2 separate regions of the Homo sapiens genome follow, and region 1 is linked to region 2. A link is a loop called in an ENCODE intact Hi-C map of the cell type or tissue named here. Cell type or tissue: endothelial cell of umbilical vein. All regions are shown on one strand. Each heading gives the region's core, and the rest is flanking DNA. Links, peaks and the distances in the headings are about the cores only. Region 1 overlaps RPTOR (regulatory associated protein of MTOR complex 1). Region 2 holds the start of LOC124904075.

Evidence for each region. Hi-C counts contacts between places; a loop is a spot of excess contacts. Peaks named below come from ENCODE experiments on the same cell type or tissue, not always from the same donor. Only the 100,000 strongest peaks of a DNase experiment are listed, where the experiment ranks them.
Region 1: a loop joins it to region 2, with 9 times the contacts of the local background. A loop is called at or near these places in 4 of 110 quality-filtered maps.

What each region holds. Positions count from the first base shown.
Region 1 is chr17:80,789,082-80,794,446 of GRCh38, forward strand. RPTOR (regulatory associated protein of MTOR complex 1) reads left to right here. Exons shown (of 34, transcript NM_020761.3): 7 at 2,369-2,428. Among named protein-coding and RNA genes, the nearest start is that of CHMP6, 200 kb to the right of the region's middle. RefSeq lists a silencer at 1,175-1,254. In endothelial cell of umbilical vein, for the core only: no CTCF peak of the experiment used is centred there; DNase peaks (open chromatin) are centred at 670, 1,090, 3,060 and 5,000; H3K27ac peaks cover 4,794 bases.
Region 2 is chr17:80,889,801-80,895,165 of GRCh38, forward strand. It overlaps RPTOR (regulatory associated protein of MTOR complex 1), which reads left to right. Exons shown (of 34, transcript NM_020761.3): 18 at 1,920-2,037; 19 at 2,929-3,069; 20 at 3,907-4,065. It overlaps LOC124904075, which reads right to left and starts at 2,371. Exons shown (of 2, transcript XM_047437253.1): 1 at 460-2,371. The coding sequence starts at 944. In endothelial cell of umbilical vein, for the core only: no CTCF peak of the experiment used is centred there; DNase peaks (open chromatin) are centred at 1,891 and 2,411; H3K27ac peaks cover 2,814 bases.

The sequences.
Region 1 (5,365 bases), core at 203-5,202, 100 kb before region 2:
TAAGGGAACATTATATTTTCACTGAATTTATAATATGCTTATCTCCCAGCCAATAATTATTTTTATAATGTGTAAGTCTCTGTGTACTAATTCCAATATCTGGCCAACTATGAATCTGTTTTTATTGACTTTTTTCTCTTGATTTTAGATAGTATACTATCTGTTGTGGATGAGGCATTGTAGACATTCTAGATTCTGTTATTTTCTTTTGGGCAATTACACTGATCTTGTAGAGGCTTCGTTATAGGACTAGGCTCTTTTGGCTTTGATCTTAGTTCTAAGGTGTGGTTCATAATCCCTCTGGGGTGTCCATGTCCTCAGATGTGATCAAGCCCTGTAGTTTGGCAGGACCTGATCTTCTCTGTCTTCACAGTGGCAAGCAGATGTCAAAATCTCTACTCTGCGTTTTCAACCTTCCTGCTGTCCTCCACGGGGATCCTGGGAATATTATCCTGTGTGCGTGCCCTTCAGGAGCCAGCCTCCGACTCGGGGAAGGTTTACATGAGGGTTTTGGCTCCCTTCTTCCTAGGGCTTTTGCCTGCAATATCCAGGCAGCCTTGAGCATGGTCTCAACCCAGTAAGGCTGCTGCCTTTCAGTCGCATGCTAACCCCCACATGACTTGTGAGTGAGGAGCACCCTTGGGAAAAGCCAGATGAAAGTGATTCATGCAGAGTTACTCTCATTTTCTAAGGGTCACGGCCCTTCCATTTCCTGCCTTCCTGCCTGCATTTGTTTGTTGTTCAGAATTTTCAAATGGCTTTTTAATATTTTGTCCAGAGCTTATCATTATTGGCAAAAGGATGAGTCTGATATAAGTGATTCTGTCATTACTGGACTCTAGAAATCCCAATCAGTAAGTACATTATGGATAAAAAGACAAAGTAGCATGGTTCGCATAGGACTCAGATTTGAAAATGCATTTCCTGTAGATCATTTTTATCCACAGAGAAATTCTGGTTTGCCTGGGACCACCGTAGGAGCTGCATGTGTCTGTGCTGGTGCAGAGGTGTCTGGGCATGGCTGAGGAGAGCATCTGCAAGTGAAGCCAGCAGAGGAGACCACTCAGAGTGGCACTGACTGGCTCGGGGAAGCACTGGGGCCACACGGGGCACTTGATGCCGTGGGAAAGGGCTGCTCTGTAGCTTCAGGCAAACGTGGGCCTCACTTTTATTTTCTCAGCTCTTTGAACGATAAAACACTGACTACTGCAGCCACAACCAAGAATATAACTTCCTCTCTGCTGGCTGAGCCAGGTATCACTTCTTGAGAGAGTGAGTGTGGCTGGCAGCCATGCATGGGGTCCAGGATGACCAGCTCAGCCTCCCCTCGCCCTGCAGGGCTGCAAAAGTGAGACTGTCTTCACACCTCTGGCTCGTTGTCTTCCTGGTTCTGGATCTCTCAGTTCCTCTGTGTCTTTTTCTCCCATTTCCTATCCCACTGCTATGGGTACCCTCCTGGGTCCACCATCCCCCATAGAGGAGTCACTGCCACGTCTCCCCCGAACGTGCCTGACCCTTGCACTGCACCCTCCCCTGGGCCACTGTCCTTCTCCATCACTCACTTCCAGCCAACACTTCTGCCATCACTCACTTCCAGCCAACAGTCCGCGAGTGTGTTTTGGAGATGTGCATACTTGCTCTGCACCTGCCATTATGTTTTTAAGGGGTGTTATTTGTTCTTAATTTTAAAAGTAGGTGAATTAAACATTTTGCATTTCTCCTACTAAAAATACTGCATTGCCTTTTTACTCTGCTGCCTCGATTCTGCCCACTGTATGCCAGTAGCCCGGATGGGAGGAGAGATGCTTTCCTACCTCCTGTTGGCGCCACGTTAGAGAAAGCCTGTCCGGCTCCACACGCGCTCCTAAGGATGGACCTGCGTCAGACATGAACCCAGCTCTGACCTGTAGGATTTTATGATTATGAACATGATATAATTGAATTTGCATTTCTTTTGTGTGTCTTGAGGCTACTCATTTATTCTACTCCAGCAGTCTCCCCAGCTCACTTCCTTAAGAAGGAAAGAAGTGGCAGGTCCAGTCCACTCCAGCATCTCGTTTGGAGACTGAGCTTTATTAAGCATCTCGGCGCTCCTCTCCAGGGACCGGGCTTCATGTGGCTGCAAACGGCTTCTCTCCTTTCTCCTGACAACTCACTGTGGCAGCTCTGTAGTCTCACGCCTTGACAGAATGGCAATGAGATTTTCTTTACAAATCTAAAAGCTGCCGAATTAAGGAAATCTGAGTGTACTTGTTCACCGTGGTAGTCCCTGTCCCCACCTTTAACTCTTCCCTTTTTCTGCAGGCCTGTTGAATTTCCTGGGTGACTGTTCCATTCATGCCGTTCACATTCTTTTCTTTCTCTGCAGGTTTTGCATGCAGAAATGTGTCAGTCTGGTGCCTGGCGTCACACTGGATTTGATAGAAAAGTAAGTAGGATTTTTAAGCTCTTGTGGCTCTCTGGATCTGATGAGTTTCTTTTCCTTTTTGAAGGCTCTTGCTTCTCAGAAGTACTTTCTATCAACATGGCATGTTCCCTTTCATGTGGCTGTGTTCTTTTGTTCTCTGATTAAGGCTGTGTTTGTGATTGTCACACTGGGGCTTAGTGCAGGAGATAACCAAACATGGGCCATATGAAAAGAAAAATAATAAAAAGCTGAATTCCTTTGAACATTTAAAAAGTCTCCAGACTTTAAGCCAAAGCAAGAACATACCACTTCGCATACAAATCATTTCTGCTGCCACTGAAATGATAGCTAGATCATAGCTAGCTCTTACCTTATTTTCTGAAACTGTCCCTTTAATATTCTGTAACTTTCCATCCCCTCCCCCCCTGTCGCCATCCAGTTTCCATTTTACTATCTCAGGGCAAACTGATTTCAGAACCTGAGCGATGAAGTGACGGGATTTAGTCAGGCCTATGAAGAGTCAATGGCACTTGCCTCCCATAATCCTTCCAGTCCCATTGGCCAACCCGTCTGTCCCTCGCGTGATCTTTTTGGATCTGAAGTGGTGTTTCAGGACCCGGAGCGTGGCCTGCACTGCCTTGTTCTGTTTGTTTGTGCACCGGATTCATCGTGACTCATCCTGAGTCATCCAGGCAGTATGGAAGAACTTTGGAGTTATTTTAAACCCTTTGGCTCAGAACCCCATTTCTTCTAGAATTAACATGCAAGATAATTGTTTTCTACATCTTAATATACAAAGTTATATCTTAATATTAGGGCCTGAATTTACTAAATTAGGCAGGAAAAGCAACCCCACTTCCAAGTTTCTCTTGTAAAAACGTGCTTGCCTTGTGTATCAGGGGAAAAATGCAAGAATATTATGTGTAAACGTTCATGAGGGCACGGTGAGCTCCGTCGTGGTTCACTCCCACCGTGGAAGGTGGCTGTGTGGCCAACAGGAAGGCCGGGGAAGCGACACTGGTCCTGATGTGGAGTGGTCTACCAGATGTGCTAAGTGAGCAGTCCTCAGCATGGGTACCTAACAGAGCTCAGTGCCCAGAGGCTTTCCAAACAGTGCAAGCTGTGACTTAGAAGACTGTTTCCAAAGGCTAAACAGATAGTGGAGGCTCTCAGAAGCATCACGTGGAAAATAACTTTAAAAAAAAAATGGGACTAGATGATCTGTGCTCCCCTCCCCTTCTGGTTGGTTTGGTTCCCTGACGAGACTGCAGTTTTGCGAAGCTGTTCTTGAGATCTGTTTACTGGTATTGCTGTGCGCTTTCTTTGGGGCTTTTATTTCCCCCTCTGTTTTCTGAGTTTTAGAGCTCTCTATTACCTGTAACGTATATATTGCCCCCGCCACCCCTGCGCCCTCCCCACACACACACCGGATGCGTATCCCAAATCTAAAAATCCAAAATCAGGAATGCATCAAACTGTAAAAAAATTTTTAATGAATTAAAAAAAAATAGGGCATCTTGCTGTATTGGCCAGGCTGGTCTTGAACGCCTGGCCTCAAGCGATCCTCCCACCTCCGCTTCTCAAAGCGCCGGGATTACAGGCGTGAGTGATTCTGGCCGTGCCAGGCCAAAATCGGAAACTTTTTGAGCACTGATGTGCTACTCAGAAACAATGCTCTTTGGAGCATTTTGGACTTCATGTTTTCGGATTAGTGATAAATCCAAAAAACTTAACTGGTAAGTATAATGCAGATATTCCAAAATCTGAACAAATTCGAAATCCGAAACGCTTCCGGTTCCAAGCATTTCAGATAAAGGGACACTTAACCTGTGTATATATATTATATATCTAATTTCTTAAATAAACCATATCCATTAATATTTCAGCAGTTATATTTTATCCTTGCTGGGTTGGCTTATTCAGGCAGCTCTTGGGTGAAAACTGTCTTGGTGTTTTCTGTTTGTCGTGCCTCCCTGTGGCTATTTCCATGGTTTCCTCTGGAGGTGGGAGGGCCGCAGTATCCTTTCTCCTCCGCCTGGTAGCAGGAGCCCAAGCCTTACCCACGCCTCCATCTCCGTGTGGGACAGTGTCTCGTCTCCATCCTGGATGGCTGCTGTGTGCTGTCCCATCCCCCCTGGTCACCTGTGTCTGTGGCTACTCCGGACAGAGCCCCCCGGTCACCTGTGTCTGTGGCTACTCCGGACAGAGCCCTGCCAGCGCGTGTTGAGCCACATGAGCTCAGACAGCGCCACAAGCTCCACATCTCTAGAGCAAAAAGGTCTGTTAAAAATCACCTAGTGATGACAACAAAAATTTGTTTTAGGTTATTGAGTCAAACTACCTTATTTTACTGAGAGAGAACCTGGTATTTAGTTCACTTCAGCTCCTGGGTGGCCTTTTCTGCCTGGTTCGGGCAGGGCTGGCCTAGAGCTCAGGTCTCAGGACAGCCCCACTGTCGTCTGCCCAACACACGGAGGTTTTCCCTTGAACAAGATTTTGGTGTCAGAACAACCAGCTGCCTCCCTGTTTCTTTCCAAAACTTAAAATGTGCACAGCAACATGACATCCTAAGCATGATTCACAAAAGAAAAAAAATTGGTAAATTGGACTTCATCCAAATGTAAAATGTTTACTCTCTGAAAGACACGCTGATATGAAAAGACAAGCTATAGACTCGGAGAAAATATTTGCAAGTCACATATCTGACAAAGAACACATGTATCCAGAATGTATAAAGATATCTCAAAACTCAAAAATAAGGGGGAAAAGAAAATTAGAAAATAGACCAAAGACATGAAGAGACACTTCACCAAAGAGGATTTAGGGATGGCAAATATGCTTATGAAAAGATCCTGGAAATCATTAGCCATTAGGTAATGCAAATTAAAACACAGTGAGACAGCACTGTCCCTATTAGAACGGATGACATTTAAAGACTGACCAAACGCAGTGTTGAGA
Region 2 (5,365 bases), core at 189-5,188:
CCTCCAAGGGAGGCCCCCGTACGCAGCAGGATGTGCGGCCTCCGAGGGAGGCCCCCGTATGCAGCAGGATGTGCGGCCTCCGAGGGAGGCCCCCGTACGCAGCAGGATGTGCGGCCTCCGAGGGAGGCCCCCGTACGCAGCAGGATGTGCGGCCTCCGAGGGAGGCCCCCGTACACAGCAGGATGTGCGGCCTCCGAGGGAGGCCCCCGTACGCAGCAGGATGTGTGTTCGGGAGTGAGGGAGGCCCCTGTATGCAGCAGGATGTGTGTTCAGGAGTGAGGGATGTGCGGCCCCCGAGGGAGGCCCCGTGCGCAGCAGGATGTGTGTTCGGGAGTGAGTGCTCTCTGGACATTCCCCTTGAATAACAGACGTGGCCCCTGTTGGCCTCCCCTGAATCGAAGGGCCCACCACCTCGGTGCACGTTAATCCATGCCAGCTCCCAGCTCTGGCTTTTCTCACCTGATGTCAGAAGGAAAGGGAAAAAAATCGGTGCTTTCTGAAGACAGGTGCAGCCTTGATCTTCCCTGGAAGGGGCCCAGTGGGTGTTCGCTTTGTCGGAGGCCCCGTCTCGGCAGTGCCTCACTCCTCTTGCACAGGGAAGGCAGCGGGGGTTCTGTGGTTTGCCAGGGGAGCCTGGGACAGTGACTTAGGCAGTTGGAGACGAGCGCCAGAACCGGGGCGTGGGCCATGGCCGTGAAGACGCACACTGGGCCATGGCCCTTGGTGCCCAGCAGGGTGGGAGGGGCGGGTGGAGGGTGATGCCAGGGCTCCATTCTGAGCAGTGAGAGACTTGCAGTTCCATCGGCGCAAATCAAGAGGGCGCTGCAGGCTGAAGGGAAAGTAGACGGTGCCCGCAGTTCATAGGGCAGGGAGAGTTTGGGGTGCAGGTGAAGAGCCGGCAGCTGGACAGCCAGCCTGGACCTAGGAGAGTGAGGGGCCGGCATCAGGGAAACCACAAAGCATGATAGGAGGAAGCCCGGGGCATGTAAGGCTGGGGTGGGAAAGTGCGTGTACAGAGAGTGCGTAGACGGAGAGTGGGGTGGCCACGAGAAGACCCTGGTCCCTGGTGGGCGCCCATCCAGAGCCTGCTCATCCAGCCGCTGTGGAGACAGGGGCGTCACGCGACTAGCAAGGGGTCCTCTCACAGCGCTTGGCTTTCTGCTAAGAATCCGTATTTTTTCTTTTCAGAAAAAAAAAAGGCAGAAAAAGTTGTCGTAGGGAAAAAAACGTTCTTTCCGCTTTTTAAACCTACATCCCCCTTCTGTTCCCCAGTGACTTCTAGGATCTCCAGCTGTTCCTGTCACAGCACTGAACTGTCCTAAAAGAGAGGCAAATTGTGTCTGTTCCCTTGGACCAAGGCATTTGGTCCTAAAGATGATGTTTTAGTTCTACAACTTTTCCCGTTCCCTCTTAGGGACTAGAAACATCTACCAATGAAAGTTTCACATGTGTTGAAAAGAGCAGGCTTCGGCTTGTCCGCTGCACTCGGCCCTGGGGCGCTCAGATTCAGAAAGGCCGCCAGCCATCGGGTGTGATCTAGAGCGGCGTTTTCAGCCAGGGTCCCAGTGGTCACCGTAAGCGAGAGGCTGTGAGGCCTCCTACCTTTCCCTCTCTGGAGTCCTGTGACTCACCGTGTCCTTACGAGACCCCCGATGCGTCGTGCGCCTCTAGCAGTGGGGAGGATTCTGGCAGGCATTCTGGGCTTCCCCCGTGAGCCAGTGGCCTGCCGTCTCCCAGCACTCTGCTATTCCAAGGCCTCTGCTCTGACGGTTCGAAAAGGGATGGTCCCTGTTTCTGATGCCAATTGCACGGTTTTGTCTTAACCTTTCTTTTTTCTGTTGGTGACTCAAGTCTCACTGCTGCTCCACAATCATTTTCCAGCCCCAGTGACTGTTATTGTCCCTTCTCCCTCTCGGCAGGAGCTGGTGGTGGCTCTGAGTCATCTTGTGGTTCAGTATGAAAGCAATTTCTGCACCGTGGCCCTGCAGTTCATAGAAGAGGAAAAGAACTACGCCTTGCCTTCTCCAGCAACCACAGGTATGGCGTCTTCTCCTGTGAACCCGCAGAGCACCTCGCCTGGCGGTTCTAGTGCAGGCCGCGGCCCAGTCTTGCTCACCCTCGCAGAGTCTAAGCGCAGGTTTCTCAGATACCTGCCGCAAGGGGTCCCTGTTTTTCTCATCTTTTTAGGCACCTGCCAGATTTAAAAGGGCAGGAAAGAGGGCCACACTGACCCTCTTACATTTTTCCTTTCTTTTTACCCTTTTTGGAAATTAAACTCACAGAGACCTTGAAGTATGACAAAACTTCTGCAGTAGGAGCTTGCGGAAAAGCGCAGGGGCCGTCTTCCTGCGATGAGTAATTTCATCACACTGCTCTTGGCTCCGTGGCTCGGTGAGTCATGTCAGGCGTGCTTTCTCACACGTGTCGTTTTGACTGGAGAGTACAGTTCCTATCTCATCGCTGCCGGCAGCCCCTCCCGCTTCCACACAGCCGTCTCTGCCGTGCAGGGGCTTGTCATCAGCAGTGAGGCCTCACTGCTTCTAGGAAGCCCAGGAGGGGAGAAGGGTGAGCCAGACTGAGTGTGGACGGTCATTGCTCTGCTGCGGCTTCCCGGGGAGCACGGCTCACGGCCCACGTCACCATGCACCTCGTGTGCACTCGGACAGGCCGCAGCCACCAGCCTCTCCCCTGTTGTCTTTTGTAATTTAATATGCACAGAGCCACAAGCGGTTGTTGTTTGTCCAGTGCTATCCCGCAGAGCCTCCGCTCACGTCTGAGTCTCCCTGAGCTGTGCAGCCCCTGCTCTGACATTTGTTGCAGCACAGGTAGCAGCTGCCGTCACCGAGTGTCCCAGCTGCTGAGTGTCAGAAGACACGCTGGCCTCCACCTGGAAGCCCATTGTAATTTGTCTTTCTCCTTCTTTCCCAGAGGGAGGGAGTTTGACCCCAGTGCGAGACAGCCCGTGCACCCCCAGACTTCGTTCTGTGAGCTCCTATGGAAACATCCGTGCTGTCGCCACAGCCAGGAGCCTCAACAAATCTTTGCAGAACCTGAGTTTGACAGAGGAATGTAAGATCCTGGAAATCGGGTTATTGGATTGGGAGAGATTGGGGTTGTTTTTTCTGAAACACTGTATCTGAGTAAGCACCACTCTGCCCCTGCCCCTTCGTCTAAGTGCGTGCCCTGAAGTCCCATCTGCCAACATGGTGATGAGTCACCCTTCCAGACGTGAGCATGGCAAGGAGGCGTAGGCCAGCCCCCAGAATAGCCAGCGGGCCCGTTACCAATGCGGCAGGGAGCTCAAGCGCAGCCGCAGTTGAGGCGGTGGCTCCTTGGAGGGCTGTGCCCTGCCCCCGTCTCCCAGTAACCTGTGGTCTGCGGGTGGGGAGCTTGGCTCCCAGGGAGATCAGTGAGTGCCTGTGCCTGTGTGTGCGCCGGGGCGTGTGTGCCAGGGTGTGTGCGCCAGGGTGCGTGTGTACCAGGGTGTGTGTGCGCCGGGTGTGTGTGTGCGCCAGGTGTGTGCGCGCGCCAGGTGTGTGTGCGCCAGGGTGTGTGTGTGCTGGGTGTGTGTGCACAAGGGTGTGTGCATGCCAGGGTGTGTGTGTGTGTGTACAAGGGTGTGTGTGTGCCAGGGTGTGTGTACTGGGTGTGTATACGCGCCAGGTTGTGTCTGTACGCGCCAGGGTGTGTGCGCCAGGGTGTGTGTGTATGAGGGTGTGTGTATGTCGGGTGTGTGTACATGCCAGGGTGTGTGCGCACCAGGGTGTGTGTGTACCAGGGTGTGTTTGTGCCTGGGTGTGCTGAGCTTTATTTAGAAGAAAATATGTATCTCAGTCATGCCATTAACTGTAAGACCAAAAGGAGGGTCCCGGGAGCACCCCACTGACCCCGTTGCGTCTCGGGCAGCTGGTGGCGCGGTGGCGTTCTCCCCCGGAAACCTCAGCACCAGCAGCAGCGCCAGCAGCACCCTGGGCAGCCCCGAGAATGAGGAGCATATCCTGTCCTTCGAGACCATCGACAAGATGCGCCGCGCCAGCTCCTACTCCTCCCTCAACTCCCTCATCGGTGAGTCCGCCTGCCCCTTTCTGCTTCCGAGGGGCCCCGAGGGTCTCCTCCCCACACAGAGCAGCACAGACCTGTGTCTGCATCAGGTCAGTGGGTGTCAAAACTGTCTGTTCAAAAGAAAGAATAAAGGTCAACAGGACTGCGAGGCAGGGAGAACGTTTTGCTGGGGCAAGCGGGAAAGTTGACATCACTGTTGTGTTGGGGTAGTATTTTACAGGCTGCTCCGGAGCCATCGGAGCTGGCCAGTTTGGCTGGGTGGGAAGGCTGCCAGAACCTTCCATCTTTGTTCCATAGACGGGTGAGAGTTCTTCATGGTGCTGGACACCCTGGTGATGCAGAACGGTGGTTCTCAGCCGGGGGTGGTTTTGCCCCCCACGAGCAACTGGGGTACAGTAGGGGTGCTCCTTGTCCCAGTGGGTGAGGCCAGGAAGCTGCTCACATCCCCTGGTGCCCAGGACAGCCCCCACACAGTGTCCGCAGTGAGAGGCGGAGGGCCCTGCGGTCGGGCTGGGGGCTGTCATCCCCGCCCTGCTCACCTGCGGAATCTCCACACAACTTTCCCTCCATCCCAGCAGCTTGACGCAGCACTGCCTGGAAATGGAAATCTGACGGAAGGGTCAGATTCTTCTCTTGTTCTGCCATGAATGGTGTGTGCCTGGGTCCTACCACCAGGATTGCTGTTGTAAAACAGGAGAAGCAGGAATTCACCGTGTTTTCTTATTGTGTAGCTATGTTCATCTTCACACTGCTGGTAACAGATTTAGGGCTTAACCAAATGAGCCTCATCTCCTCTTGTTCTGACTATCCAGAGTGGCTTACCGGCTTCATTTGAATTTTTTTCATGTTAAGGAGCATTTTAGCCATGTAAAAATTTACAGAGACTTATATAAGAGCGCTGCGTGTGTGTGTGTGTGTGTTGTGTTCCCAGCTTAAGGAATTACAGAGGTCGAGCCCCAGACCCTACCCCGGTCCCATTCCCTCTGGTGACATTACACTTTCCCTCCCTGGCCATGAGCCCTGGCACACACGTGGTGCCCACTTAGAGGCCTTTACCTCCTATTGGCGCCGTCGCACGATGCGTGGCCCGCAAAGCCCGTTTCTTTGGCTCTGACTTCAATATGTATCTTTGATGGTCATCTAGGTTTTGTTCCTTCACCTCCGCGATCTGCCGTGACTCCATTATCCATTCTCCTGTCTGGGGACAGTGAGGCCGGTTCTAGTTTCTTCTTGCCTTTTGTTCCTTTTCTTAATAAGCAAACTCAGAATTCAGCCCCTGCCACCATGGAGCCCCACATCCAAC